6 separate regions of the Mus musculus genome follow, and regions 1, 2, 3, 5 and 6 are each linked to region 4. Evidence: chromatin loops called from intact Hi-C (ENCODE). Cell type or tissue: heart. All regions are shown on one strand. Each heading gives the region's core, and the rest is flanking DNA. Links, peaks and the distances in the headings are about the cores only.

Region 1 (5,129 bases), core at 410-4,409, 300 kb before region 4:
CAATCCCTGCAATTATCGTTGTAGGCGATAAGCCGCCCTAGCATTCCCCATGCAGTAGTTCTATAAGAAATCATGGCTTCCGTGTCGTGGGGTAGCTATGGATATCTCGAAATGATACTGGTTTTGCTCATCATACCTCAGAAGATGGCAGTCGTTATGAGCTCTAGATCTTGGGATTTCTGACACAAGTCAAAAAGTTGCACATCATTACAGTGTTCTTAGAGAGGGCGTGATAAGCACATTTCAGCGCTGTGTGTGTGTGTGTGTGTGTGTGTGGTGAGTATATGAGTGGTATGAATATGTGCTTGTTTGTGTTTGTTCATGCCAGGGGTGGTATGGGTACCCACGTGCCCCCGCCCTTGTGTGGGGAGTAGAGGATACCTTCGGGTGTGGGTCCTCACCTCTCCTTGGCTGACTTGATGAGCATGTTTCTGGGTCTCTTCACAATAGGTTAGTAGGCACAGGGGCCTCTGGGCATCCTCCACCTCTTGTCCCATCTCTTCATAGAGGCGCAGGGATTACAGAAGCTTGTGCTTGCATTATTGCACCCCGTTCCCATGGTTTCTGGGTACCAGGATGCAGGTTCTTGGTTTTGAACAGCAAATATTTGTATGTGCCGAACCACCCCACAGCCCCCAGTCCCAGTCCCTAGTAGTTTATACCTTTTAAATAGGTTTTTCTATAAAGATGTCCTTAGGCATTATCAGAGGCTAAAGTGGTTCACAATAGGGAGAAAGACGAAATCTTCTCTCTGTGACTAGGGAACTGTGTCCACAGGCTGGCACAGGCTTCTCTGGTCACCCTTATTATCAGGGACTATGTCTCATTGTCAGGTAGACCACAGTAGGTACCATATAAGCTTGCTTCATGAACCTGATTGCTAAGAGCAAACAACATTGTCTTCCAGGAGTTGCTGGGGGCTGCTGGGGGTGGGATGGCGGTACAGCAGGGGCCTGCATTCTGCTGACTCTTCAAGGGAGACAGTGAGAACAGGGAGAGGCCCCTCCTCCCGGAGTAACTTGGTTTCTGTCCTGGGAAGGCTTTGCAGAGATTGCATTGCATTTGAATCTTGAGGATTTGGAAATGAGAACATGGGGGTGATAAGCATATTTAACCGAAGAACTAGATCCCAGAAAGCAGCTGGCACAGAGAAGACCATAGAGAAAGCACAGAGGTCATGGGGGCCAGGTGGAGGCCCAAAGCCAGGCAGAGAAGCTTGGATCTGGACTGGCAGTCCGGGGACCAGGCTTTTTGTGTCAAGGTCACGCCTTGATCTTGAAAGGACAAGAGGGACTGAGGCAGAAGGCTAGCTAAGAGATCTGGAGTGGATCTGAGCCCCACTAACAGTCCTCATGGGGACAAAGGCGTCCCAGCTAAAGACTAAGGTGGGAGGTACTGGGTTAGGCTCTGGGTTTGAGCCATTCTCTGCTTCCTGGCACAGGTACATCAGTTATTCGTGGGAGGTTTAAGGTGGAAACAGCACACAACCTGTAGGGTTGTATGCGAGCGCAGAGATGGGCACTAGAGCTCAGCGTAGAACCTGGCTCCAAGGATGCTCAGGTTTCCCTCAGCTTAGCTCATTCATTATCTGAGAGAAACAAACATGTGCTGGGTAGCATCCTAGATGAGAGGAGGGTCAGGAGAGGCGAGGCCAGGCCTGAGGTATCAGACAAACACTGAGGCTGTGGCGGCACGATTGGCATCTGAGGTCAGATCAGGGTTTTAGCAGCCATCTTCCCCAAAGCCTCCAAGGACTCCAGCTGGGACCCCACCCCTCCTTCCTGTCTTCTACTCAGCTTTACTGTAGTGAGGCCCATGCTGCTCCCCATCCCAGGAAGGGTGGGAATGAAAATTCCCCCTCCTGGTAGGGGGACCTAACCCTGGGCTTCTCCTCCAGGAGGCTCAGGGTCAGGGTGGGAAAGTAAGGGGCTCAGATGGGGCATTAGGAACTGCAAGGAGGGATTAGATCCCCGTCTTACTGTGAGTGGCCCAGAGGGCTTCATGGAGGAGAAATACTGGAGACACTGGCTGTGAGTGATGGACTGTCTTTAAATCCAGGATGTGGCTCTGAGCACTGCTCACACTCTTTCCTTCTGGGGTTCTTTTGTTTTGGTTTTTGTTTTGTTTTTGAGCTAGGGCCTCATGTAGCCCAGGTCGGCCTCAACCTCTCTGTGTGGCCAAAGATGGATCTGGCTTATCAGGTGCTGGGGATGGGACCAGGATCGCATGCATGCCAGGCAAGCCCCGTACCAAGTGAGCTACGTCCTTGGCCTGCAGTCCTTTATGCCCTTTTCCCACACAGTTGGCCTCGACTCTGATTTGGGGACCCCACACCCCACAACTCTCCCTCTTCCCTGGTTGTAGCCTTCCACATTCACTTTGCGGAAGGACCTTTCTGCCGGGGGACGTCTGCCCGTGGTGGACGATCAATTTGCCATGCGGAAGCATATTTGGGGGCTTTAATCTTCTTAATAAATTGCTCTCAGATTGTGCATGATTAAACCCCCGGAAAATTCATGAGCACGCTGGGGATAGAGACCTCTTCGGGAAGGTTTGACATGAGCGACACAATAAACACAGCTTCTAAATTGGGTCAGGGAAGCCTCTGAGGTCCAGCGCAGGACGTTCCCGTGGCCCTCCCCAGGCCTATAAATTAATCATGCACACAAAGAGGGCCTTGTCCATTCTCCTCAGCGCCAGGGGTTGTATCTCTGCCCACTGACCCCACCCCCACCCCCTTCCTTGCTGTCTGACTGCCCAGTGAGGCATTTCAGCTTCTGGCCTTTGTTATTCCTGTCTCCACAGCAAGGTGGGTGTACATTTCAGCAAGAGAGATGTAGGTTAGATATGGGGAAGAACTTCCTGGCTGACCGCATCGTGGTGTGAAATACGGGAATAGGTTGTACAGGTAATTCAAAGACACTCTTTCCTGTAGGAGTTGAAAACCTGTCAGGCTCTACCCTACGGTGACACTCTTGGGCTACTGTCTGTGGCAGAGGCAGCCTCAGGACCTGGCCTGAAAATGCCTCTTTCTGGAACAGTTAGCACCCCTGTGGTCTAAGTGATCCGATGAATGAGACCGGACTAGCACCCTTAAGCCCAAATCGTCAGTGCGGTCTAGAAGGGGACATTTGCCGGGAGGCTTCTGCAGACCTCAGCTCTGGCTTGGTGAGATGGCTCATCGGATACAGTGCTTGCCAGCACTGCACAACACCAGGCTTAGTGGCATAGACCTATAATCCCAGCATCCAAAGGCTCAAGGTTTTCCTCAGCTACATAATGAATTTAAGGCTAGCTTGGGCTACATAAAAGCCTATTTTAAAAAAAAGAAATCTCAGTATGCTCACCTTATATCCCATGCCAACTGCCTGTCAGAATCCTAGCCAGGTAGCTCACATGCTACCTCCTCTGGGAAGCCTTCCTGGGTTACCACCCCATCCTATCCCACCCCCACGTGAACAGTTGTTAGTTACTTCTTTCTGCTTTTTTTGTCTCCTCAGCCTCTGTCCCTGTCTGCCTACACCTGTGGGAACCCTCATATGCCACTAAAGTGTCAGCTTTCTAGGGACAAGGACTATAGTGGACTCCTCTTGGGGACACATAATCTCCCTTCCCAGACCATATTAGAACTTGCCTGGGCTTTCAAGTACCAGGTCCTGGGGTTGCCCCCCCCCATTTACTTCAGGGTAGGTACTACATCCCAAGGGCAGTTGTGGGAATCCTGGAGCATTGAGATAGGAGAGAGAGAGATAGAGATAGAGAGAGAGAGAGAGAGAAAGAGAGAGAGAGAGAGAGAGAGAGAGATCACACATGAGTACAGAAGTATGGGGCAGAGGCTGTGACTGGCCTGACTAGACCTCATTGGGTTTCATGTTGAGGTTTTTCCCCCTCTCTCTGCTAATGCCTGACAGAGTAGGTCTTTGCGGGTGGGGGGGGAATTCCTTCGGCATAGGAACCCCAAGCTGAGACACTGTGGCCTTGGGTAACCCCTGTGCATTGTCACCAGCCACACCTGTCCTAGCACAAGCCTAGGCAAGTGTGCCATTTGGAAAGAATAATGTGCAGGTCCGGGCTGGCCGTGAAGTTGGGACTCATGGTCAGCCCCACGGGGAAGGAGGGAGGCCTTACATTGGTGGATGTGGGGTGGGGAGACCCAGGAGGAAGGATCCCGGTGCTACAGCTTTCCAGAAGCTTCTGTCAGCATGCTTACCCTATGGTGGGGCTACCCTCTGCTGTTGCTTACGGGAGCCTCAGAGTGTTGTCCCTCCCTAGAGAGCTTCATACTGGGCTCTGGTGAAGCCATGGAGTGTGCCTGTGGATGCACACCCATACATATGCACGTGAGTGTGAATGTTAGGGTGGACGGGTGTGTATCCGTGTATGAACATGTGGGTGTGCCTAAGTGTAGGCACGTGCCTGTGAGTGGGAGGGGGCTTGTGTGCAGAGCCGGAGCTAGGCAGAGCTTTGCTCTGGAACTGGCTGCAGGCTGGCATCGATGCCTCAGGAGATCAGCAGGTGGAGAGAGAGAGCCACTGAGAGCATGTGGGTCAGGGAGGCCTCTGGGCTGTTCACTAGATGGCCCTGACTCAGTGCCTAAAAATAATACCAGATCCCACATGCGCTAGAGAACATGCCAGGCTCCTTCAGCCCCGTGAACTCACTTCAGCCTCCCGTAGCCCATGAGGAAGTGGGTTCCAACTTAGTCTGGATTTATCGCCAGGGATGCTGCGTTCTAGTCGAATGTGGGGAGGCTCAAGGCTGGAGTTGACAGAATGGAGATGGGAATCCTCAGGCTTCTGAGGACCTGCGTACAGTGTGCTGGCTCCTGAAGAGCTCTGGAGATACAGGATGAAGGGAGAAACTGTTAGCCTTGCCTGCTGCAGGGAGGCTGAGAGAGGTCGGATGGTGAGAGGCAGGCACACCAAGGACAGCTGGTGTAATAGTGACTTCTGTGAGTGGGGGCTTTAAAGTCTGGCCTTGGTGAAGGGAAGGTGTCCTGATGTAGAGAGGGCAGGGTGTCTCATGAGTGAAGACACACTAGTGGGAGGCCAGTGGGGATGCCTGCAGGGCCTCAGATACATGGCACAATACAGGCTCCTCTGTGAGTCCTCTCCAGGCTGGTCCTCAGG
Region 2 (5,129 bases), core at 399-4,398, 180 kb before region 4:
GTCAGTGGAAGAAGAACTGAAGAAGGATCATGCAGAGATGCAAGCAGCTGTAGATTCCAAACAGAAGATCATCGATGCCCAGGTTGGGGCTCTGGCTACAGTGTTACAGAGTTTGGGGTAGTTCGAGTGTAACTAGCTTCTCTGGTATCCTTGGTTACACCTCAGTGTAAAAACCATGGACCAGGAACCAAGGTCTCTGGGCTCTGAGGATGCTAACCAGGGACTTATGGAAGTGGAGTAGGCAGGACTAGGAAGGTGAAAGAAGGCTAGGCAGAAGGGCTCTGGTCCCCAAGCCCCTTCACTCACAGCTGTGTCCCTTTCTCTGAATGCCCCAAGAATTGGCAGGTTTGGTTAGAGTGTAAGCTACATAGCCTAGGAAGGAGCTCTGGGTGTGTGACAGTGTGAGAGGAAAGGCTCTGCCTTCGAGCTCAGGTGCTATAGCTCCGCTTTAGCTTTGTATAGGTAGGAGGCAAATTATAAGGCCCCAGTCTGTGATAGCACAGAACCTGCCCAGCTACTCCACAGCTTGGGCCTAACACACTTCTCTGGCCTGTCGTGGTGCTCTCTGCTGGCTACTGCTGGCTAGAGCCCACCTCAAGCATCACTAATGCCCTCTTTGCCCACAGGAAAAGCGCATTGCCTCGCTGGATGCTGCCAATGCCCGCCTCATGAGTGCCCTCACACAGCTGAAAGAGAGGTACAGCATGCAAGCCCGTAACGGCGTCTCCCCCACCAACCCCACCAAATTGCAGATTACTGAGAACGGCGAGTTCAGAAACAGCAGCAATTGTTAACCTGCCTGAGGAGAGGGGGACTGTGGTGGCCCGGGACAGGGTCTCCGTCAGGAGACTCCCACAGTTGCAGGCTAGCCTGCAGTGGAGGGGGCGTAAGACTGATGGAGCGTGAGACTGAGGGCACAGTGGCCCCCCTTCTCTTTGCCCACCTGAACAGTGGGTGTGGGTAGAGGCAGCGGAGACTGCACTGGGGAGTGGGGCCAGTCTGCAGGGAGGCCTGCCGAATGTGTCTCTGGTTGTTGAGTTTGGTATGTGGCACCTTCTCTCTGAGCAGCCAGGTGCATGTACCCCTCCTTACCCTTTCCCATGGAGGAAGCTACCTGCAAAGGGCTCAAGGAAGGTTTAGGGGCCACTGCTGTGGGTTTCCCATGGCCCCCAGGACCTGATGGAGTAGTTGACAGGCAGAGTGGCCCCTGTTCATCTCTGCCCTGAGCCCCTGCCACTGCATGCAGCTGGTCAGGGACCCTTCCAGGGGGTGAGGAACTGAAGAACAGAACCTCGGTCCTATGCCCATCCCAGACGTGACACCCTCCACCCTCCTTCCCTTCCTTCCTTGCATTGCCAAACAGACAGCACTGCACTTTCTCTGCTGGGCCCTCATACCCGTGGGAGGAGCCATAGCTTCCCACACTTCACATGCGGGCCTGGCTCATGCTCTTGGAACTCCAGAAGCCAGAGAGCTGGGCAGAGGTGGCCAGGTTGCACCATGCGTTGTAGCTGCCTTCTCCAGGGTCCCAGTGTGGCCTGCACAGTGGCCCTGTGGGGAGAGGCCAGCCAGTGCTCACCCTGCAAAGGTGATCTCTCTTCTCTGATAGTTTAAGAAAGAATTCTAAAGCCTGCCGGCCCTGAGAAGGTGGATAACTGTGATTTTTTTTCCTTTCACAGTATGCATTAGAAACAAAAGCCCGCTTGCTCGCTTGCTGGAACACAGGGGCCTTTTAAATTGAGCGAGCGCACTGCATGGGAAATAGCGGCCCTGGAGGATGTTAGACTTGCTCCCTCTCCAAGACAGCAGCAGCCTGCACCAGGCCCCGTGTGCAGTCGCCTCTCCTCACCCTCCCAGCCCCAGCCAAGGACCCAGGCACTGCAGGCAGGGAGGGGCATCCCCCACAGCTGGGGCTGGTTTTCCCCAGCTCTAGGCTGTTCTGTAGCATATCTGTCCCTCCCCCCCCCCCCTTTGTGGGACAGAGAAGGGCAGGAGCTTGGGTCTTTCTTGGGTCCCCATCTGTTCCCACACTCTAGATTCCAAGCCCTGGTTCTGAGTCACCTAGGGCAGGAGCTAGGCTTTGCCCAGGCAGCAGAATGGGGCTAGGCAAGCTGCACTTAATGCTCCTAGAGTCCTCACTAGAAAGCGTGGACATCCTGAGGTGTGGCCTAGCTAGGCTGCGCCCTGTCCTCAGTCCACGATGGACAGGCAAGGGTAAAAGAACCCAGTTAGGCTGCAGACCAATGCTGGGAGAGGGCGTGGCTATCAAGGGTCAGAGACCTCAGGAAGGAAGGAGGTGGGGCTGAGGGCCTGCCACTGCCTCTTCCTGCCCCACTCCTGTCCACACCCCTGCTCCCATGCATTTCAGCAGGGGTGGCCTCTTGGGCAGGGCCTGGCCTGGCCTGGCCTGGCCTGGGTCTTGCCCTTCCACTGCCCAGGGAGCCCTGTTTTCCTCCTCACCCACACTCTCGCCCATGCCTCGTAAAGTGACCTCTGTCTGAGCGCCTCCTAGCAATATGGGGAGGTCCCCAGGCCTGGACAGGAGAGCGCAGGGCCAGATGCAATGGCCCCCTCTGGTGGGGTTGTTAGCTCTCAGGCCGAGAGCCTTATTTACCTAGTGCAAAAACTGTAAAAGTGTACAGACTCTCCACAGATTTTTATCTTAATTGCAAGTCTGCAATATTTTTTTTGTAAATTTTTTTTTTGTAAATGTTCTTGGTGTTTGACTGTAATGGAACTATTTCACCCAAGGGATGTACATAGTCCTTTAGTCCTGGTGCTGCGAGGGCTGGCCAGGACACTGCTCTCACGGTTGATATTAGAGCCTGGAGAACGGTGCTGGGCAGGACAAAGAGCTTTGCAGTCTAGGTGTCTGTCTGTCTGTTTCCTGCCCGGGGCATTGATTCGTTGGCTTTCAAGCATGCTGTTTGGGTGGAAGGTTGATGGGGGCAAATGCCCCAGTGGGGCCAGTAAAGCATCCTCCTGCCCACAGCAACGGCTTGGGGCGTCTGAGCTCTGCTTACAGCAAGGGCTGGAGTTGCCAGAGGCCCTGCTCTGGGAAGACCCTGGCCACTGACACCCAAGATCTGATGGAGAGAGCGGCCCCACCCTTGCCAACACAGACACCTGACCTTTTTGTTCAACTTGTGTGTTAGGGTGAAGGAAACTGCCAAACTTCCTCTGAGTGAAGACCTCTGACTGCCCAGGAGTAGGGGTGGGGACCAGGGCCAGAGCTCAACGTGTACCCCAGCACCTGCCCGAGGGACACTCCTCCCTCATACTCATAGGTCTGGGAGCCAGACTGTCCAGGGAACCAGCCCCTCTTTTCTATATACTCGGCCACAAGGCTACCCGATCCCCCACTGTGCCCAGCTCCCCCTTTTGTAAGTATGTGAAAAGGAAAAATGCAAAGGTTGGATCGGCCGGAGCCCTTCCCTCCAGTCGAGACTTTTAACCCTGTAATAATGTACAGAGAAGTTGTTGGTGTTCGAAGACTCCGTGTGGCTGTGCAATTTCTGTACATTTGCAATTAGAAATATTAAAGATTTATTTAGCTATTTTAAGCCTGACTTGCCTTTCTTCATCTGTGTCCTGGCTTGTTTTCCTACAGGTAACTGGATCTTGACCTAATACTGTTGTTCTAGTCATGACCCCTACCTGGGTGACCTGGGACTGCCCCTCCTCTCTGTGGAAAGCCCTGTGCTTGGGAGTGGAGCAGCTGACCTCTTAAAGGCCCTCCCGACCTGCACAGGCTGGGAGCCCCAGTGATTCCTGGGAGCTGAGAGCTGCCATGCTTCCTGCTGCAGAGGTTCTAGGTCGACCCTATTAATCTGCAACCTGATGAGAGAAGAGCTGAGCTCTGCTCTGCCCAGGGTTACCAGTGAGGGGAGGCTAAGGCTGGCTGACCCCACGCATCTAGTGCTTGGTTTTTAGGGTCAGGTTTTCCTGAGCTGGAAATGAACTCACTGAGAGCACTTCAGCCGTACCTGCTGGATGAGTGAGTGCCTTGCGTCCCCAGCGGTTTGTCCCGCATCTGTCAGTGTTTGGGATCCTGTCTTCTGATGTGCGATAACCCTGGGTTGAACATGAGCAGTTCAGCCTTACAAGGGCAAGAACACACAGAAGCCCAGAGCAAACTGGCACAAAAACACCTCCAGACCCCTAAAAAATAGAAAAGAAAAAGAAAAAAGCAGTTGGAGGGTTTTTAGGCCTTCTAATAAGCAAGGACCATCAAGCATTCACCCTCGTGAGAACAGATCTGTCTGTCAGATTGCAAATGAGAAATTGCCTACACTTGGCTACACCGAAACATAAAGAAAATGCCTACCCAGAGGCCAGTTTAGGCTACAGTGAGAAATGTATAAAAAACAAGCAGATAACACTACCAGGATTTTTTTTTTTTAAAAGAAACGAGTCTTGCAGTTAAATGAGGATTCCTGATCACATGTGATTCGTCTCCTCCCCAAACATCATTGTACTGACAAGATTAATGTGGGAGGAGATCCGAGGAGATAAGAAAATTGCTTAACTGTCAACTGGAAGCTGACGGGAAAGGTTTGCTTGCCCAGATCCTACCCAGAGGCTTAGGTGGGAGCCCCCAAGCATAGACAACCGTATAGTCAGAGCCAGGACAGCTGCCCCGCAGAGCCCTGAAAGGACGGTACTATATGCTGGCCATCATTCTCTGGAGAAATGGAACCCAGTGAGTTCTGACCTGGGGACACCAGCCACAGGGCTGAAAAGGGGAAGTGAGCCCGGCCTCGGTCCTTCTGCTCATTTTAGAGAGATTTCCTCAATGAAAGGACTGAGTCACAGTGCTTCTGTTCCAGAAGAAGCCCGGGCTGTGTGCGTACACCCTCGGAGAGCACGTGTAGTCCAGGACCCTGAGGCCATTGAAAGCTTGCCATCTGCTACATAGCAAGAAACCAGGGCGGATGACACGCGGACCCAGGGTTGGAGACAGTGGAGAAGGGGACTGGAAAGTACAGATGAACATAGGCTCTCTTTAGAAGCAGCAGGGACCCTTGCCGCACCCTCTGCTCCATGTAAATGCCCCCCCCACACACACACACACACTGCACTTTCACCAGAACCATGTGCCCGCTTGGTATTGCCACTTGAGGATTTCA
Region 3 (5,129 bases), core at 606-4,605, 260 kb before region 4:
TCCCAACTGGGTTTCTCTTTCCGACTCTGGATTAGTACTAGGGCACAGAAGATACGGCATTTGGGGTATCGGGAGGAGAGCCACCTCACCCCATTCCTGAACACTTATTTTCTCCGGCCGTGGCATCCTCAGCTCCAGCTTGCAGCTGCTCCCTGTAGGCCCTGAGGGAGCCTGGGAACATGGTTTTGCCTGGGGGAGGCAGGTGAGATACCACAGGCTGTAATGAACCTGCCACTGTTGCTGCCATTGCAAACCTGGGTGACAGGATGTCACCATCTTTCACAGAAGGTGCCCTGTGGGAGATTGTGTGTCAGAGTAGATGGTCTCAAGGACTAGCAGAGGACTGGATCTGACAGAGGTCCCACCCAGCTGAGAGTGGATCTCCAGTTTGGGTTGTGTGTTCCCTCCCAGGGTTCTCACTCGTTCTGTGAGGCGCTATCCCCACGGCTGTTTCATAGGGCATGGGTGGCTAAGTGGGACATGGGTGACAGCCTCTTAGAGTGTGGGGCTAGAGAGAGCCTCAGTATTTTTCTTTGTGTGAAATGAAGATGATGGCCCTGTGCTTAATATTCTAATGTGGCTTCAAGGCCTGGTGCCAGCTTTGTGACTTGATCGAGTTGCGGGTCCTCCCTGTTCTCCTGCATGGCTTCCACTCTCAGTTGCAGTGAGCATGGGGCTGTGGCTCCCCAGGGGACCTGGGATAAAGATCCCATAGGGAAGGGGCTGAGAGTAGGTGACCACAGTGGCCTGTTTCTCTCTGGGAGGTGTTTGGGATTCCCACCCAGGTCTGCCTTCTCTGTACTGGGAAGGGGGAAGACAAAGATGAAAGGCCATGTAGGTGGTGGGGTTTACAGGTGTAGGGTCAACCCAAGCCAAGCCCTCCTGGGCCACAGTCTCCTAGTGTGTTCCCAAGAATCAGGCTGACCGGAGACAAGGAAATGCTGATAGCTGTGGTACCCTGGATGGCCCATTGGCCTTTTCCATCTCTAGGTGTGGGCTCAGTCCTTCCTCCTTCCTCTGTCCACCTAGGCATTGACCTTGAGCAGTCTAGCAGGGTTGGGGTGGGAGGTGGCAGAGGGTCTGGGAAATGAAACATGGAAGCCAGTTGATCCCTCCTTGGGAAGTTGAAAGTGGAGACTTTGAAGGTTCGGCTGAAATTAGGTCTCAGGGCTATATTTTGTGAGATGGAGAAGTGTCAGAGAGGAAGGCTGGGGGTGGGGGAACTGCAGAAGCTGCAGATAAACGTGGCATTGTGTTGAGCGTGGATGCTTCTAGAAGCAGGTCTTCTTGGTTCACTTTCACTAGTGTTGGGCTGTGCACAAACTGTGTTTCTGATTCAGGGACGGTGCCTGGGGTGCTGTGGGAACCCAGAATGAAGGCTCTCTGGCTAAAAGAAGATGAGAGAATTCTTACAGTGGGGACCTTTATGACTGGGTTTTAAGGGACATGCAGGAGTTTCTCAACAAAAGAGACAATAGTTAGAGGAAGATAGACCCAAACAGGAACAGACCAATGGTCCCGAGTGACGTGCTGGAAGCAGGAAGGAAAAGCTGAGGGAGAAGAAATGTGAGGGGCGTTAGTGGGAGCACAGAAGCCTTTGTACTTTGTACCCACTTGAGGTTTTCAGCTGTTCTGTCCTCTCCCTACCGTAGTCTCCCTATGTGTGAACAGGCGAGTAGAAGGTGGATGAGGTGGCCGAAGGATCTACCAATCTGGCCATGTGTGCCTTCTGCAGAAGGAGGCCCTTTTCTAGAGAGGGACTGTTTTAGGTAGGTTTTGGTCAGACCACCAGATGCAGGAGTTGTTCAGGATGTGCAGGTCTAGGGGGCAGCAACAATCTCCTGGCTGAATGAACAGGATTTGTGCTTATTCGGGGAGTCAGGGTGCCATTCAGGATGGGTTAAAGGATCAAGCCAACTGCTCTTCTCACCTAAGCCTTGATCCCCTGAGCTTACATGCCCTTGTGGGAGCCTGCTTGGTCAGTTACAGGAAGCACTAGCCCAGCCTGGGCAGCTTGGATAGGGACATGGAGAGGAAAGAAAGGGAACAAACACAGCTCTGCACACCTTCTTTGCAGCTCTAGAACCTTCCAGAGTGTCCCTTGGTCTCTGCCGGGGCCTCCCTTATGACCGTGAGGGTGTGAAGACTGCTTCTTGGGCTGTGTCACAGGCTCCTTACAGGCGTTCTCATTCAGGGTGGCATTCTGGGTTCAGTGAAGGGGAGGTGGAATGGTGTGAGGCTTTTCCTCTCGACCTGTGCTCCAGGGAGACAGTGCTGACGTCTCCCCACAGAGCACCTGGGAGGGCCACTGCTCCCCTCTGTGGGTAAGTCACCTGTCTCCAGACCTCTTTCTTCATCTCCAAACAGGGCAGCTGTGAGGGCTTCAAAGCCTGCAGGTAGGCGGTTAGCCGGTGTCTAACCCTGCTGCTTGTGTTTCAGGGTCCACCCTTCCCATACTTTGCCCAGAACCCCAGGTAGCGGGGCCTATTTCTCCCCCTTCACACTGTCCCTTACTGCCCCAAAGCAACAGCATCCCTGATAGAGCTCTGAGGTGCAGCTGGGACTAGGAGTTGGAGAGAGATGAGAGAGTGAGAGGCTTAGGAAACCAGAGCTAGTGTTCTAAGGGGACAGTAGCATGGGTAGAGCTGGCCTGTCTGCAGGCTGTTTTCTCACCAGCGGGAGGCAGCAGAGGGCAGCGAGTGGACATCTGGGTGGCTCTTAGTGAGAGCTGAGGTCTTAGTTTGTACCCCTGACCACAGGGAGCCATTGAGTTATGGAGGCTGCAGGATGATCTGTGGTGACAGTAACACTGGTCAGGGAACATCCGGTTGACCAATGACAGTTGGGGCTGGCTGAGCTGGCTTGGCCCGATTTCTTCAGAGAGCTGGATCTCTACTGTGGCCCTTGGGGTCATTGGAGGACCAAGGTTTGGGGCCACAGCAGGCTTGTATCAGGAGAGGCTCAGGGTGAAAGGCTAGTGTGTGAGCTGACAAGTAGGGTTAGGGCCCTGAAGTCACCAGGCTGGGCCTACTAAATGGTTAGACCCTGCCATACTGAATTGCCTAGAGGTTCCTTGGGCCCCTTGTTAGCTTCTCCACCACTTTGGGAGGGAATAGGGGGGCATTCCAGGTGAGGCAGATGGTGGGTCAGGTTCTCTGCACGGGGTTCCAAGCTCAGCATGGCTGACTATACTGACTGTGGTGACATGGTAGAGGATCATAAACCTGTTCTTGGCAGGTCCATGAGGCAGACTGCAGTGGTGTTCATTTCCTCCTTACAGTTCCAGGCCACACACACTTTGCTTTCTAAGATGACTACATTGAGCAGAGTGGAAGGGCCCGCTGAAGCTCCTTCCTCCAGCACTTGGATGTGGAAGGAGTCATGGACCTTAATGGCTTGCCTGTGGCCAGTCTGTGCTAGCCAGTATCATTTTTTAGTCCCCTCCTTATGGATGAGGAATGATAGACTCAGAGAGGGGGCACACTGTGCTGGGTCACACAGTAAGGGCCAGAGCTGACATCGGAATCCATGCTCCCCTCTCCCGCTTTCCCTTGCTCAACACAGTGCCTGAGAGGTTATTTCTTTGTACCCAACCTGTGGTCCTGCAGGCCCTATCCCCTTCCTGGATCAGGAGCCTGGACAGAGGTAAGGTTCAGATGCCGCCTTCCTGTTTCCACTTTCTTGCTCTCTGTGTGTATGTGTTTGTGTGTGTGTGCACATGTGTGTATCCATTAGTGTTTGTGTGTGTGCACAAGTGTGTATATGTTAGTATTTGTCTGTGTGCACATGTGTGTATCCATTAGTGTTTGTGTGTGTGCACATGTGTGTATCCATTAGTGTTTGTTTGTGTGTGTGCACATGTGTGTATCCATTAGTGTTTGTTTGTGTGCACATGTGTGTTGACTTTGAGGTCCCTTCTCAGCTTCTCTCCCTCTCTCTCCCTCTCTCCCCTCACTTCCTCTCCCTGAGACACAGGCTCTCTCACTATTAGCCTAGAGTTCACTGGTGTCTAGGTTCACTGACCAGACCTTGGGCTCCTGGTCTTCTGCCTCCCCTCTTAAGTGCTAAGAGGACAGGCATACACCATCATGCCTGGCTTATACCGTGCTGGGAATCAAGCTTAAGACTGTGTGTAGGCTGGGCAAGCACTGTACCACTGAACCACATCACCCTCCACCCCTCATTCCCTCACATTTTCCTGCTGTGAATACAAAGTGATCACATGGCACTGGGGTTGGATTACAGATGTAATTACATGTGAGTTCTTGGGCAGGGATTGTTTCTGAAGCCAGGAGGCCTTCTGTGGAGGTGGCAGATACTGACATCTGTTTCGTACACAAGTCTAACGTCTCGATGAATAACTGCCTGTGGATTGCTTAGAGAACATCTTAGAGAAGCCACACCCCTCCCCCGCCCTAGTGCCTCAGATGGCCTCTAGTGGGAGCAGGTGGCTCCATTTCTCTCTCCAGCCTGGCATCCGGGCATCCAGGGCCTGGAAGGACTGCCTCAGCCTCTGACTTCGGACTGGTTGATCTTTTTGCCACCTTTCCATCCCTTGCTTTGGTCTTCCTGGGCAGACATTCTCTTCCCAGCTCCAGGATGTGTCCTCATGTCCTTCCTCTCTTCCGCTCTGTCACTAACGATTCACTACGTGCCTCCCTTCCACCAGCTGATCATGACCTTCTCAAGGGCAGGACTGGCATCTGATTCCTTGGAATCCTCAGCTCCTGCTGCGGGCACCTGCTAGGGGCTGGTGGAGTGAAGGGGAGTTGAGGGGGGCAACAGGGAGCAAATTAATTAGATGGGGATGAAGTGGGGAGCAGCTACCTCTTCAAATCTACGTCTGTGGCCACTGTGACTACCAACTCTGAGATGAAGGTCTAGCTGGCCCACCAGCTCCTAGGAGCCCCAGAAGAACATCAGCTCTTGCCCAGACTTTGTTTCTGCCTCTGATCCTTCTGAGGCCACGACTCCCAGGGCAACCTGCAACTGCCAGATTGTGGGAGGACAATTGCCCGTGGTGCCATCTCCAAGTGCGTCTGTTTTCCTAGTGGAAAGGCATGTAGCCACGCTGCCTGCTGCCCCTGGGACTCCGGGTGCTGCTGCCCTTGCAGTTTGGCTTTCTTGCC
Region 4 (5,129 bases), core at 348-4,347:
TCCTGGCATGGAAGCTCTCTTCTGAGCCATCCCCAGGAGCAGTGCCCGACTTGCAGGAGAAGTCGATGATGGTCTGGCGCTGGCCTCCCGTCAGCCTTTGCCTTCGCTGTGCAAGCCTGACCCAGGCCACCCACTCTCTAGAATGCACTTATCTCTTTGACTGGCCTATATTTCTAGCTGAAGCTTTTGCCGATTCCTGGGTCTTGTAAAAGATCCTTAACAATGGAGGGACACTTACAGCCTTGATAATGGCTCCCATCAATTGTGTCCTCCACGTCAGCAGGATTCCAGAACAGAACTTCACAAGAGATCAATGCGGGCTCCCTCTCAGGCCCAACCTCCTCACAGCCTTTCCTGCAACAGTGACCTTGACGCTTATGTCATTATTTAATATTCATCCGAAGCATCCACACGCACAGCCTTTACAGCAAACATGGCTGCTATGGACGAACGACAGCCGTGGATCAGCAAGTGAAAAATGTCAAGTTTGCACTGGTGGGTAATTTTTCCCTCTAGAAAGCTTTTGCTAGGCCGATGATACTAACAGTTCAATATATTATCAGAGTGATATTTTCTCCTTTGAATTCAGGGTATGTGCCTTAAATAAATTAAACTACATGGTCAATAGTCTCTGTCATTCATTACAGTGTTAAATATTTCTTCCTCTCTGTGCCAGAGTCATTACAAATCAAGATTATTAATTCTAAGAGAATCGTTGAATTTTCTGAACCAAAAGGATCCTCGGAGACCGACATCATCCCATCTGCTCATAATGCAGAGGGGAGGCTGAGGCTGAGGGAAGGGGCGGGGCCCGCCTGGGGTCCCATGATTGGCTAGCGAGGCAGGTGGGGTGAGAGCCTAGGTCTTTGATCCCACCTCAGGTTCCCTGTGACAATTTTATTTTTGATAAGATAAAATGAAAGACCCGTTTTTCTGATTCCTATAGCAAAGACTTTTTGTTTTGTTTTGTTTTGATTTGTTTTGTTTTGTTTTGTTTCAAGAGAGAGTTTCTCTGTGTAGATCAGGCTGGCCTTGAACTCAGAAATCCCGCCTGCTTCTGCCTCCCAAGTGCTGGAATTAAAGGCGTGCGCCACTACTAATCAGCCAAAGACTTTAATATCTCAGCCATTACTAATATCTGGGCTCTGACCTCACCCTGAACATGGCTGTCTTGGAACTGTGTCTTTGAATCCTGAGCTGTCTGGGATACCCCAACCCCAAATCTTCAGTCTGGGTTCCTAATGTGTTCAAAAGTGCCACAGCCTGGCTCACTAACTGCTCTGCAGGCAGGACCTAAGTGTGACCCCCAGCACCCACATAAGAAAGCTAGACATGGTGGTGTAACACTGTGATTCCAGATCTAGGGAGGCAGAGACAGGAGGAACCCAGGGCTGGCTGCCCACTGGGCTCCAGGCACAATGAGAGACCTTGTCTTAAAACGGGTAAAGAGCAATTGAGAAGGACCGTTGGCTTTGACATTTGACCTCTGACCTCTGACCTCCACACATATGCACATACAAGTGCTGGGTCTAGGAAATGAGGTTGCTATATTTCCAGTCCCCTCAGCCATTACTTTAGCCAAAAAAAAAAAAAAAAAAAAAACAGAATTCCTATCTTCTGAACCTTTCTGGTTTTGCTTAACAGACATCTTTCCACTCAACGACTGAAGCTAAATATAGCTTCTGTCTCTGGGCCCAACCTCACCCTCACCTTCCACTGAAACTCTGACGATTCTGGCTGAAGCCTGAATATGTGATTCTGTCGTGTGCACTGAGAACCACCGGACTAAAGTGAATTAATTAAGCCAAAATAGCATCTGAAGCCACTGTCTGAAATGAAGTTCTATGCCTTAGTGTTGGCCGGAATGTGAGGAAGACGGCTCTTAAACTACAGCTGATGGTATCTTTGGTTTATCCAACTCTGCTGTCGGATGTGAAATCCATTATCTTGTAACTGTATACTCGGATGGCTGAAAGAGATACATAGGGGATGCCGGCTGGCTTGCCTGGCACTCAGGAGGCTTATTGAAAATTTTCTGCACCTTTACTGCCCCCTAGTGGTATTCTGGAAAGGCGTCTGAGAAAGCCTGGCTTTCCAACATTACTTAAGTGGGATATTATTAGCCTGAAAACGGAAGGGAATGATAAGACCAAAACCTTGAGCACTCTGTGCAGAGAAACAAGCCAAACACAAAACCAAAAGGACTTTAGGATCCCACTGTGCAAGGTCCCCAAGAAGTCAAATTCTTAAGAATTTGAAGTGGCAAGAATACAGAAATAGAAGGGGTTGGGGTTGGGGGTGGGGTGGGGTGGTTAGTAGAGTTAGCAATTTAATAAGGACAGAATTTCAGTTACTTAAGGTTTTAAAAATTCTACAGTTGGATTGGGCAATATTTGTACCACTGAACTTTACCCTCCAAAAATTATGAAGCTGATAGAGTCCCTGCACCCAAGCATGTGGGCCTAGGTTCTAGCCCCAGCAACCAGATAAAAAGCTGGGCATGTGGCATGTGCCTATAATGCCAGAATCGGGGTGGGGTGGGCAGCACTGTGACAGGCAGATCCCAGCAGCTCTCTGATTGGCCAGCATAGCGGAAGCGATGAACTCCAGGTAGTCTGGAAAGCTAACACCAAGGACTAGCTCAGAGATTCTTGACAGCAGTCTCTGGTCTCCATGTGTACACACATACGTGTGCGTACATCTATGTGAAAACATACGTGTACCCTCCCTGCCACACAAAAGAAAAAATAGGCAAAGCTGGTAAACTTTTGTTATGTGTGTTTGCACCAATTAGCCTTCGCTGAGTTGAAAGAAGTGTAAACCAGAAAAATCTGGATTTTGGCTCCAGTGTTGCTAGGATATTTCTGCCTGTCATGTGACCATGGAAGGTCACTGGACTTTCTTCTGTGCTCTGCCATGTTCACCTATAAAATTGAGGGTTTACTAGAAGGTCCTGGGGCTCAACCAGCTAACTAGTGCTAAGCAGGGGATTCTCTATTGGAGGCTGTATCACAAACATTCATGGAACCACCAGAGAGATCATGCTGTGCGTTACCATCAGCACACAGGGTGACCTGTGAGCTCAGGGATTTGCACGGGAGATTTATGACGAGTTTGCATCAAGCAGGCAAGGCCTGTGTGAGAAGCAAGGCAGAGCACCTGGAGGGAGGAAGTTCAGCAGCCAGACTAGAAAGCCACAGAGCGTTATTAGCAACAAGGGGAAAGCATGGGGACAAGTTCTGAATTATGATGACACCAGAGATGTCAAAGATAGTTAGAGCCATGTTTTGTCACATTGGAAGACCTACGTTTCATTCTAACAATGCAGGCCATTGGTGTCATGGGAACGGGCTGTGGATCTTCAGGACAAACAAGACTCTGATAGACAAAGTGTGTACTGGGCAGGACACAAGGGACCAGTCCAACAGCTGTGAGGTCTGAGACTCAAGGGAAATTCCAACTCTTGATGTACACAACAATTCCTGAGGCCAGCTAAGACTGAAGCTGCTGTCATGTAGGTGACCCAGGCCAAACAAGAAGGGCAACACGGGCCATCTGAGAGGCAAAGTGGGAGGTGATGAGGGTGGTTGCAAAGAACAACTTGAGTAGATGGCAAAGCAGGAGAGAACAGAAGACATTCAGGAGACTGCCAATGGTGGAGAACAGCAAGAGAATGACCACTAATGTCAGGAATAGACATAAGCCTCCACTCATGAGATCACACAAGACTCCCACTCAAGAGATCACACAAGACTCCCACTCATGAGGTCACACAAGACTCCCATTCAAGAGATCACACAAGACTCCCACTCAAGAGATCACACAAGACTCCCACTCATGATATCACACAAGAGTCCCACTCGGGAGATCACACAAGATTCACACTTATGAGGCTACACAAGACTCCCACTCATGAGATCATACAAGACTTCCACTTATGATCACACAGACTCCCACTCAAGATATCACACAAGACTCACACTCATGGGGGTCACACAAGACTCCCACTCACGAGCTAAATAGGAGCCACTCAAGACACTATGGTTCAGGCCCTGTTCTGCACACTGCATCTCATTTAATCCTCACAACCATCTTATTTTATAGACCAGAAAATAGAGGGCCAGAGATGTCTATTAACCTTCCAAAAGTAACACAGCCAATAGGGTGTGAAGCCAGGGTTTGAATCCAGGCAGTCAGATTCTAGAATCCATGTCCAAAGGGAAAAGCTCATGCCCGAGTATGAGAAGCAAGCCTGATTGGAAAGAATCTTGATGAATATCCCTTTGGGGAGTCAGGATGATGATACTCTGCAAAGGTGGCAACTTTGTGCTTTCGAGAAGGAAGAAACTAATTGATGTGTATGATTACAGGAAGATCCTTCAGCTGCGAGATAGAAAATGTCCTGGAGGAGGCAGATGTCCAAGGACAGAGAGGAAATGCTTGAGCAACATTCTGGAGGCAAAATACACAGCTGTGTACCTAAACCTCACCAGGTCCTTCCTCCTCCTTTCCGTTATTTAGATCAAGCATCTCATCGCAGTGAGAAGAAACCAGGGCCTCGTGGGCCGATGACTTCCAACGTCCTGTTAGGGAGCTAAGAGGAAGGGAGATTTAGCAGGAGCAGGGGAGGAGATGATCCAGATATTGGGACAAAAAGGAAACAGCTGGGAAGTGCTTACTGTCACTTCATGTCTTTGTTACTTTTCTGTTGCTGTGCTAAACGCCATGACCAAGGCGACTTATGGAAGAGAGTGATGGCTGAAGAACAAGCTGACAGCTCACATCTTGAGTGACAGACAGGAAGCAGAGAGCACACACTAGAAATGGCTTCTTTACACTCTCCAAACCTACCTCTAGAGATATACCTCCCCCAACAAGGCTGTACCTCCTGAACCTCCCCAACACTGCCACCAACTGGAGACCAAGTGTTCAAATACTCTCTCATGCCTATAGAAGACATACTTATTGCAAAGTCAGCAGGTGATGACGCCTGCCGCAGAGGCATGTCCTATCAGAACTTGACCTGCAGGCAACTGATGATCTTCATCTGGAGACTGCCACATGGGAGGCTGAGACTGACAAAAGACAGTGTCATGGCCACAAGAGTCCTGATGGCCTGGAACAGGGGC
Region 5 (5,129 bases), core at 784-4,783, 140 kb before region 4:
CATGTGGTTGCTGGGATTTGAACTCGGGATCTCTGGAAAAGTGCTTTTAACCTCTGTGCCATCTCTCCAGCTCCAGAGGAAGATGTTTTATAATGAGGAGTAAGGTCATGCAAAATGCTATCTATGAAAGGGTCTTTGGTAGTGATGAGAGGAGAGACAGGTGTTTTGAAATCTGTCCCTTGATTGAATGCTCCAGCACAGGTCTTCTCTGATTGTCAGCCACCAGACAGGACAGCCTGACCTCTGGAGTGGAACAGGCTGCCTGAGGTGCCATCTATCTCTTCCTCTTCTCTCTTCAACCCATCCCTCTCAGCCAAACCTCCCAGGTGCAGGCACGCCTCTGCAGCACCCTCCTTCCAGGCCCAGGAGAGGACCGCTCTGGGCCCCTCAGGTCTAGCACAGCTTTTTGAAGGAGTGGGTGTCTTCCTTCCCCTTCCACCTCTCACCTCTTGTCAGCTTCCCTCTGCAGCATCCACTGAGTGGCAGCTCCCCATCCCCCTGCCCCCTTGGCTGCTTGGTTCCCTTGTGCTGGGGTCCTCAGGGTGCTCCTCCCTTGCCCCCTTCCCTGTCCTCCCTGTCATTTATTAGCTGAGTTTTAAATACCTCCAGTGAGGAAATGCCATCTAAATTCCTCCCAGTCCTTATCTGCAGGCCACAGGGGCTTTTGCCTCTGGAATACCTCATTAGCATCTCAAAGAATCTGTTGTGGGCTTTCCTATCCTGTCTTTTTTACCTACCTTGATAAATGGCACCTCCACCTACCTACTTTCAGGAGTCAGAAACCCCGGGTCAGTTTTGAAACTTCTCTCCTACAACCTCAGCTTCCTGAAACACTTCATTCTGTACATCAAACACAGCAAGCCAAGCTCTCCACCTGCTGGGATGTTTGACCTCTGCCGGGCTGTGGGACACCTGTGCCCACCTCACCTGCCCTCCTGCCTCCGAAACTGCCTAATAGAGACCAGGTCAGCCCTGCATTCCCCTGACTGAAACTCAGGAGGGAATCCACACTCTCCTAAGTCCCTCATCCCTTTCTCTAGTGGGTTTGAACAGCAGTGTTCCCTTCCTACCATTCCACCCCATTCTGTCTCCAGAACACTCTCTAGGCCTACAATGCCCTGTCCCTGCATCCCGCCTGGTGACTCGTTGCATCTTTCTAATCTCAGTTGCTATTGACCATAGTGAGTTTATTTTTTTCAGTTGCACCTCCCTGATCCACCTCCTGAGAGAAATCACTCTATGCTATGCTCATTGAAAGGTATTTTCTTTTACAGAATTATATCTATCTATCTATCTATCTATCTATCTATCTATCTATCTATCTATAATACTTAGGTTACAGGAAGTTTTCTGTGTTACATGTCTGCCTGGCTGCTCTGAGCAACACCTGTGTGACACACAGCACAACTGTCATCCTACTTGGGCTATCAGTCACTATGCATGAAGACGGGAAGTGCCTCAGGTAGGCTCTGTGTGTGTGTGTGTGTGTGTGTGTGTGTGTGTGTGTGTGTGTGTGTATGTATGTATGTGTAACCAATGTGTCTGGCCTGGAGAAGACACCTGTGAATTAAGCTCCCTTCCTGATTTCATTAAGTCACCAGAGGGACCCAAGCTTGATGGGACAGCGTGTCCCTTGCAGGGCAGCTGCATAGACTCCATACACCCATGTGGTGGCCCTCTACACCCCAAGATGGTGGGTGGTGCCCTTTTACCTAGCTGCACCTTTGAGAATTTAGAGAAGCTGAAGGCTGGGCCTCGGGGGAGAAGGTGGGCTGTAGGGGTGATGTCCACTCACAAGGGGTCCCAGCCCTGTCCTCAAGGAGACAACCCCGAGGCGCTCTTCAGAGCCTGCCTGTCACTTGAGAGGTGAAAGGAGGTAGATCAGTGTCAGAAGATGGAGCAGTGGGTTCCAGCTTGACTCGCATTAGAACGTCACATGGAGCTCAGAGGCAGGAAGGGAAATGCTCCTTTATGCTGGAGTTTATTTTTGTCACCCTGTCAGAGAGAAATTGCAGCCCTGGGGGCATTGGAGCTGCACAGAATTACCCAAAACATTAACATGCAAATTGCCTTCTTTAGAGAAGGTAATTTTATTAGTGCACGAAAATCTGAAAAACCAGTTTCTTTCTTGTACGGTGCCTGGGCACAATCCTGTCCTGGAGCGCACTGGGGAAAGTGAGGAGAGACTTGAACTTTAGGATTTTGTCATCTTCTCTAGTCACACACCCTTAGCATGGCAGCTGGTGGCTGCCAGGTGGTGCTGCCCGGGATGGAGAGAGCAAGTGACTGCCTCGAGATCCATCCCACGTGCCTCAGAGAGCCCGAGGAGTGCCTAAGGAGTGCCTGGAAACCACTGTGGGGACTGGAAGCCTCCGCTCTGAGAACCAAGAGCCGCCTGTTCCTGTGGACGCTTAGTCACATCTATTTTAGAGCACATCTACTTCACAGAACTAAGTCACAGGCCCCCAAAGAGAACCAGGATCTGGCAGGAAGGCACTTGTGGGTATCAGAGGGGAGGGAAGGGAAGGGGAGGGGAGGGGAGAGGAGGAGAGGGGAGGAGAGGGGAGGGGAGGGAGTGCTGGGGCTGATATCAGGGATGGGCACTGCAGGAACTCTTAGGCAGGAAGGGTTTCACAGGGTCTGGTCAAGGCTGTTAAAATGGTGGGAATGGGAGGAATTCCGGGCAGGCAGAAACATCTGAGCAGGGGGGTAGAGATGGGGACCAGCAGTCTATAATAAAGGTGCCCATGGCAGGGGAAAATGGTGGAGGGATGGGGGATGGGAATGCAGAGAGTGCAGACAGCCAGCAGAGGTGCCTTCAAAGGCTGCTCTTTCACTCTGCTGTTGCCCAGTTTGTAACCTGTAGAGCTTGCTTAGAACAGAAAGAAAGAATTCCATGCCCCATGGGATTTTAGGAGGGAGGGGGTTTTCCCAGCCCAAGGGTGCCAAAATGACAGAAGGTTCTATGAGGCTGCGATTACATAAGGCTCCCTCCTCTTTTTAAGCAGTGAACAGGAAAAGCAGGGGCAGAGACGCCCACAGCCACCAAGAAGCTGCTGGGTGATGTCAGGTCTGCCCCAGCAGGGATGTGCACTCTTCCTGGGAGGCTCCACAACCTCCCTCACCCTCACCTGGATGGCAGCTGTGGCGCATAGCCATGGTGGGGGTACAGGGAACTTCTGAGAGACTCAGTGGTTGTCTTTTCTGAAGCCCAAGGGGGTAATGGTGTTGCTATTGGCATTTGGAGCTGAGTAGCTCTTTGCTGGGGCTGCCCAGGACATCATGGGGGTTTAGCAGTATCCCCAGCCACTGCCTGCTAGATGCTGGTGACAGTTCTGCCCACAGTGGTGACCAGACACGCTCACACCCTGGGAGAACTTGGGGCTCGGGCTTTAAGCCCTGTGACTTTCTGTTCCAGTGGAATGAATGCACACTTGAGAAGGAAACCTTGGCACTGTGCTCTCTGCTGGAGACCTTGGTCTAGCTGGGACCCTCCGAGAGCCCACGTGCAGACCGATCAGATAGCACTTTTGAGTTTTAGGACGCCCAGCTTTATCGCAAGATTCCACAGAAAGCCTCTGCCAGTGATTCGTGAGACACATTCATGGTAGGTGCTGACTGATGGAGCTGAGTGTGCCCAAGTTCCAGGTGGGGGCCGTGCATTCATGGAAGAGGCTCCCGGGGCCCCACGGTAGTCCAGGCTGGCCTTATACTTGTGATCCTCCTGCCTCATCCTCGCAGGTCACCATTGTGTCAATGTCGGCATCTGGTGGGTTATCTTCCCCACCCAAGTGGAAGGCTCTTGTGGTTTGGATGTAGAATAAACCTGGCTTGTGACCTGACACAAGCTAGAGTCCTCAGAGAGTCAATTGAGAAACTGCATCCAAAAGATCTGACTGTGTTTTTTAAATTAATGATTAATGTGGGAGGGCCTAGACCACTGTGGGTGGTGGGGCCCCTTGACTGGTGGTCCTGTCTTTTTGTATTTTAATAATGTATTTAATTTCATGCCCATTTGTGGTTTTGCCTGCATTCATGTCTGTGTGAGGGTGTCAGATCCTCTAGGCCTAGAGTTGCAGACCGTTGTGAGCTGCCATGTGGGTGCTGGGCAGAGCAGCCAGTGCTCTCAGCCACTGAGCCATGTCTCGAGCCCTGGCTCTGGGCGCTATAAGAAAGCATGATGAGCAGGCTCCTAAGGAGCACCCCTCCATGGCCTCTGCATCAGCTCATGCCCCAGATGCCTGCCCTGACTTCCTTCATCGGTGGACTGTGATGCAGAAGTGTGAACCAGATAAACCCTTCCCTCCCCATCTTTCTTTTGGTTACCTTGCTTCTCCACAGCAATAGAAGCCCGGGCTCAGCCCGGGACCCCAGCACACAGGTGGGGGATTATCAGGCTCCATTTAGGAAGGAGACTTCAGAAAAACCCAAAGGCAATGGGGGGAGAAAAATAAAGCCAATGGCATAAGAGGAAACCCAGGCCTCTGGCACCGGCAGCCACAGCACAGTGAACACAGCCTGGGCCCAGGCAAGATAAATATAAAACTCTCAGAAAGGAGGGCTCGAAAGAGAGTTAAAAATATTTTGAACTAAATAAAAATGAAAACAGAACACACTGAAGTGTGTGGGACACAGTGTAGTCAGATTTGCAGAATCAAATACATGGATTAGGCAAGACGTTCTGAAATTGGAAAAAGAAATGTTTTCAGGCTGGGTGTGGTGACTCACAGCCTTGACTTCTGCACTCAGGAGGTGGAGGCACAAGTGAATTTGGGGCCAGTCTGGTCTACACAGTGAGTTCCAAGCCAGTCAGGGTTACAGAGAAATCCTGTCTTACAGGAAAAGAAAAAAGTCTTATTTTAGGAAACAGAAAAAGAGCAAATTCAAAATGGCCAAAGATATGGTAAAAATCAGAAAACAAATCTATGAAATTAGACACGAAATCAACAAGAAAAATCAATAAAACAGAGGAGTTTATCCTTGTGGGTGGGGATGGGGGATCAATAGAACTGATGAGCCTCTAGCCAGCTTAACTGAGGAGAAAAAGAAGATCGCTAACTACTAATTATACATTACTAATATCAGCAACCAGAGCAAGGGTCCTAATGTTAGCATCAGAAGTGTACCCC
Region 6 (5,129 bases), core at 439-4,438, 370 kb before region 4:
CACTGAAAACAGAAAGCTGGTAAAGATGTCATTGAACGAGGGGCCGTGTCCCAACCCCAGCAAGCAGAAGAACTTTGCAGCTTCAGTCACGTGGCTCTAGCTTTAGAGTCAAAAAGAAGAGAAAGAGGCTACCTCAGCTAAGAAAAGCCACTGTGGTCAGACATGTGTCAGGGTGTCCATGTGCAGCAGAGGCCACTGTGTGAAGCTTCGAAGGTGAAGCCTGGATTACCTCGCAGACTCCAAAGTGTTGGAGATGCCAGAGCCCTGGATACCTGTCGAGAAGACTGCTCACAGTGAGGGGACCAGCCCAAGGAAAAGAAGTGTGCTGCAGTCAATGAAGGTGACAGGGGTTGGAGATCTGACGTCAGACATGGAGATGCAGAATTTGGAGTTTGCCCAGTTGGCTTTCAGTCCAGTATCTCCTCACTGTGTGCGCTTTCCTCCCTTATGGAACTGTAATATGTATCCTGTGCCACTGTATGTTGGGAGTATGTGATCTGCTTTTTTACTTGGATTTTATACAGAATTACAGTCAAGAGATTGCATGAATCTCAGAGAAGACTTTGAACTTTGGACTTTTTAAACATTGTTGAGACTGTGATAGACCATGAGGACTTTTGGATTTGGGCTGAATGCATTTCTGCATTATGATATGGCTACAAGTCTACAAGGACCAGGGTGTGGACTGTGGTGGTTTGAATAGGAACGGACCCCGTAGATTCGAGTGTTTGAATACGTGGTCCATAGAGAGTGGCCCTATTAGGAGGTGTGGCTGTTTTGGAGTGGGTATAGCCTTATTGGAGGAAGTGTGTCACTGTGGGAGCAGGTTTTCAGATCTTAGATGCTCAAGCCCTTGCCCTGAAGGCTCACAGTTCTCTTATGCTGCCTGTGGATCAAGATGTAGAACTCTTAGCTCTTTCTCCAGCACCATGTCTGCTGGCATGGCACCATGCCTCCCACCATGGTGGTCATGGATTGAATCTCTGATACTCTGATCCAAGTCACAATTAAGTGTTTTCCTTTGTAAGAGCTGTCATGGACAGCTCTTTTCAGCAACGACAGCCTAACTAATACACCTAACATACACACTTACCTAAGATACACACACACACACACACACACACACACACACACACATACACACACACACACACACACAGGTATATTATTCAGCCTTAGGGAAACACAGCATTCTAATGTGGGCAAACCTTTGGAATGAAGCAAACAGATTAGTAAATATTGCATGATTTCATTCACATGAGGTATCCAGAGTTGTCATATTTGTAGGCATAGATGCTGCCCTTATTAAGCATAATTCTTTTGTTTCCTTGTTTGCATAAGGCCTCAGGATATAACAGGGCTGGCTTCTAACTCACAGTCTTCCTGCCTTGCTCCAAGGGCTGAGATTACAGGCCTGTGCCCCAGGCCTGCCTTGATTCAGACCTGGACACATGGAACCCAGTGTTTTACTGAACAACTAGGTCACAGCCATACTCAGACCTGGAAGGGACCATTCATCACTAGCTGTTTGGGCATTTTAACATACACAAGTCTCTGGGCCTCTTGGCTCCTTGTAAGGAAAGGCTCTAAAGCTGTTTCTGCACAGCGGGAGGGGAAAACCCTCTTAAGAGTGGCTCAGGCCTGGGCAGGGCCCTGGGCTCCAGTTTTGCAGCTATGACCTCGGTCTTTGCATTAAGCACTTCCTGCCATGGCGGTGGAATGTTCACACCACAGGGTAGGGGGACGCCCCCATCCCCCAGAGGCTTAGAGAAGATGCTCGGACCAACTTCAACCCTGCAGTCTTTGTTCAAACTAAAAGTTATCTCTCTACTTACTTCCCGACTTGCAGGCTCCCCGCTGTTCTCTGGTCTCTGCCCTCATTCCTTGATTTTAAACCAGGGGCCAAGTCTCTTACCTACTTTTGGGCTCGGACAGGAAGTTTCCCCCTGATTCCACCAGGGGGCGCGCGTGGGCCTTGCAAAGACCGAACAAGAATCTCAGGGAAGAGTCTGAAGTGCATGTAACCAGAGAGGCAGGGAAGCCTGGGACTGTAATGAGGGTCCCAAGGATGAGGCTCTGGTCCTGGGAGGTGTCTTGTCCCTCGGTTTGCTGGTCTAGAAAATGGGAGGAGGGCTACTAGGGCAAGCTTCTCAACCTTTTTTTTTTTTTAAATTAACATGATTTATTCTATTTTACAAATGTAATATTTTATTTTTCGAGAATTTCATGCAGGAGTCACTTAGACATCTTTTCTGAAAGCAGGCTTTGAGTCAGGGTCTGAGTATGGCCTGACCCATTTCTGATAGGCTCCCATGTGGTGTGCTTGCCTATGGCCCTGGGAATTATCTCCAGGGGATCTTCCAGGCCTAACCACAGATGAATTTCTGAGCTGGGCAGGAAGACCCTCTGGTCCTGAACAGCCCATCTCCCTTGCCTGTAATTCTAGAACTCAGGAGGCAGAGGCAAGGTGACTATGTGAAGCTGGAGGCCAGCCTGGTCTACAAGTGAGCTCTAGGTTTGCCTAAGCTACATAGCAGGCTCTGTTTCAAAACAGAAACCAACCAGCCGGGTGGTGACCCATGCTTTCAATCCCAGCATTGGGGAGGCAGAGGCAGGCAAATCTCTGTGAGTTCAAGCCTGGTCTACAGAGTGGTTCCAGGACAGCCAGGAGAAACCCTGTCTTGAAAAGCCAAAAAAACCAAACCAACCAGCCAGCCAGCCAAACAAAACCCCCAAAGCTCCTGCAAAGTGGCCTCCTGTGCAAGTGTGAGAGCGTGTGCGCGCACGCGCGCGCGCACACACACACACACACACACACACATACACGCGTGCGCGCGGATAAAGAAACAGGGAGAGTGGTGGTGAGCAAGCCTTCTATCAGGCAGACCCCAGGAACAGACCCTCTGCTGAAGCAGGCTATGAAAGAGGAAACCCCTGCTAAACATAGACCAGGGAGGAATTGATTTATCAAGTAGATACAATTCTAAATTTGCACAAAACTAATAACATAGCCTCAAAGTATGTAAAGCAAAAAAAAAAAATCATAATCAAGGGAACTAAAAGAAGAAATGAATTCTTCCTCTGGGGGGTGGGGGTGTCCCCCTACCCGGTGGTGGTGTGAACATTCTACTGTGGGTGGTATCTGCTGGCAGCAGCCCAGACGAAAAGGAGCATGGGAGAAGACGATTACGAGCTCTTTGCTCCCTCTCCTGCTGTCCAGTGAATTTGCCCTCCTCACAGCAGCCCCCACTTCCTGCTTCCTTCACTGATATCAGGCCAGGGTTTCCATAGCTGATTAGGGACCAGTGGCTCTCCAGGCTGTATGGGGACTCTGACTTTTGGAGTGAGCAACTTCTGCCAGAGTCCCCAGTGAGAGTCACTGTGGGAGTCCCCCAGCTTCTGAGCAGAGCAAGGGAGACATCCAGCCTCAAGGACTGAGCCCCTGCTGGGCACTCAGCCTCTCAGCTAAGATTCAACAATTGTTGGCATTTCAATATAACTGACTTAATTTCTGTAATATATACAAGGATGTATTCATTCCATTGTTTCTGAACCTCTAAAGAACCCTGAATGATTTCCAATGATGCCCGGAAAGATATGTGAGATTTTATTACTTTTTAATGTGAGAGTGGTCAGTGGAAGAAGGTATATTCATTTCTTCTTTTAGTTCCCTTGATTTTATTTTATTTTATTATTTTATTTTATTTTATTTTTTTGCTTTATATAGTTTGAGGCTATGTTACTAGTTTTGTGAAAATTTAGAATTGTATCTACTTGATAAATCAATTCTTCCCTGGTCTAGCAGGGGTTTCCTCTTTCATAGCCTGCTTCAGCAGGGGGTCTGTTGCTGGGGTCTGCCTGATAGAAGGCTTGCTCACCACCACTCTCCCTGTTTCTTTATCCGCATGCTTATTACACCTCCACTATAAGCATCACATATTGTTGCTGCTTTTAACCTAATAAGACGGTGTTTGTCTTTCTAGTGTAGTATGTAGTCTGCTTACATGTAATGCAGTTGCTCGTTCGTGCATTTGGCTTTGTCTCTCCGCTATTGTTCTCTTTTTCTCTTTCTTAACACCCTGGAATAATATAGCTGCATAAAGAAAGTGCCTTTCCAAAGTGTTGGAGATGTGGCTCAGTTGGTAAAGTACCTGACCCACAAGGACAAGGATATGAGTTTGTATCGCCAGCATGCAAGTATGAAGGCTGCGTGCATACGGTCACAAATCTCTGCAACCTGAGTGCGGGGTGGATCCCCAGAGCCCACAGGCCAATCAGTCTAGCCAATCGATGAGTGCTGGCTAGAGTGGTGAGCAACCCTGTTTCAAACATTATGATGAGAACTGAAGCCTTCTGATGGTGACCTCTGACCTCTACATGCTCATCCTCCTACAGGCACGCACTCCCATACACTGCACACATGTGCATACATACAAAATGGAAAGCGAAGGTGAAATACAGACCTTTCATTCAAATAACAAATGTATCGCTAGCACAGCGCCACAATTAGTGATGAGCTGGGCTGAGAAACAGTTCCAGCCAGGAACGTGGAGATAAGAAAGGAATAAACGTCAGTGAGGAAAATATCTGCTTAATTTAAACAAATTTGTCTGTACAAAACAATAATAATAACAATGCCATGTGGAGAGTGATATATAGAAAGAACTCAAATACCAGATGGTTCCAGATGACACCAGAACATGAATCAGGTGGGGTAAATAGGGTTTTAAATGGCCCGAGGTCCCTCATACCTGCATCAGTGGTGAGGGTGACGACATTCATTAGTGTTAGACTTGAACGAGTCAAGGTGCGCTGTGCTGCGCTGGCTTTAGGATTGCCACTTATAGAAAGGGACACTAACAATTAATAACACAGTGATATGATCAATATAAATACCAAACCCACCCGGAATGAAGTTTTAAGAGGATGTGTATGTGTGTGTAGAATACATTTTGACTTTTTAAATATGAAGCATAAGGAAACATCAAAGATAATTTTTTTTAAATGCTAATAAAAATCTCTTCTACTGGGACTGGAGAGGTGGCTCAGTGGTTAAGAGCACTGGCTGCTCTTCCAGAGGTCTGGAGTTCAATTTCCCAGAAACTACATGGTGGCTCACAACCATCTGT

Evidence for each region. Peaks named below come from ENCODE experiments on the same cell type or tissue, not always from the same donor. Only the 100,000 strongest peaks of a DNase experiment are listed, where the experiment ranks them.
Region 1: a loop joins it to region 4, with 4 times the contacts of the local background. A loop is called at or near these places in 2 of 42 quality-filtered maps.
Region 2: a loop joins it to region 4, with 2.4 times the contacts of the local background. A loop is called at or near these places in 18 of 42 quality-filtered maps.
Region 3: a loop joins it to region 4, with 7 times the contacts of the local background. A loop is called at or near these places in 41 of 42 quality-filtered maps.
Region 5: it touches region 4 in a loop (2.0-fold over the local background); 7 of 42 quality-filtered maps call a loop at or near these places.
Region 6: a loop joins it to region 4, with 5 times the contacts of the local background. A loop is called at or near these places in 30 of 42 quality-filtered maps.

Annotation. Positions count from the first base shown.
Region 1 is chr2:35,605,012-35,610,140 of GRCm38, forward strand. It overlaps a transcript of Dab2ip not described here. Among named protein-coding and RNA genes, the nearest start is that of Dab2ip, 14 kb to the right of the region's middle. In heart, for the core only: no CTCF peak of the experiment used is centred there; no DNase peak of the experiment used is centred there; H3K4me3 peaks cover 27 bases; H3K27ac peaks cover 3,083 bases.
Region 2 is chr2:35,727,432-35,732,560 of GRCm38, forward strand. Dab2ip (disabled 2 interacting protein) reads left to right here. Exons shown (of 16, transcript NM_001114124.2): 15 at 1-82; 16 at 627-3,563. The coding sequence ends at 794. Among named protein-coding and RNA genes, the nearest start is that of 9030204H09Rik, 89 kb to the right of the region's middle. In heart, for the core only: a CTCF peak has its summit at 2,578 (motif pointing left); DNase peaks (open chromatin) are centred at 1,020, 1,370 and 2,290; H3K27ac peaks cover 2,378 bases.
Region 3 is chr2:35,647,222-35,652,350 of GRCm38, forward strand. All of the region lies in intron 2 of Dab2ip (disabled 2 interacting protein), which reads left to right. Among named protein-coding and RNA genes, the nearest start is that of Dab2ip, 28 kb to the left of the region's middle. In heart, for the core only: CTCF peaks have their summits at 2,668 (motif pointing right) and 4,441; DNase peaks (open chromatin) are centred at 2,680 and 4,450; H3K27ac peaks cover 940 bases.
Region 4 is chr2:35,904,620-35,909,748 of GRCm38, forward strand. All of the region lies in intron 3 of Ttll11 (tubulin tyrosine ligase-like family, member 11), which reads right to left. All of the region lies in intron 2 of Gm35396 (predicted gene, 35396), which reads left to right. Among named protein-coding and RNA genes, the nearest start is that of Gm35396, 24 kb to the left of the region's middle. In heart, for the core only: a CTCF peak has its summit at 2,061 (motif pointing left); a DNase peak (open chromatin) is centred at 2,062.
Region 5 is chr2:35,766,034-35,771,162 of GRCm38, forward strand. All of the region lies in intron 9 of Ttll11 (tubulin tyrosine ligase-like family, member 11), which reads right to left. Among named protein-coding and RNA genes, the nearest start is that of 9030204H09Rik, 51 kb to the right of the region's middle. In heart, for the core only: no CTCF peak of the experiment used is centred there; a DNase peak (open chromatin) is centred at 3,028; H3K27ac peaks cover 2,227 bases.
Region 6 is chr2:35,537,789-35,542,917 of GRCm38, forward strand. No RefSeq gene overlaps it. Among named protein-coding and RNA genes, the nearest start is that of Gm13446, 18 kb to the right of the region's middle. In heart, for the core only: a CTCF peak has its summit at 1,954 (motif pointing right); DNase peaks (open chromatin) are centred at 1,963 and 3,253; H3K27ac peaks cover 2,622 bases.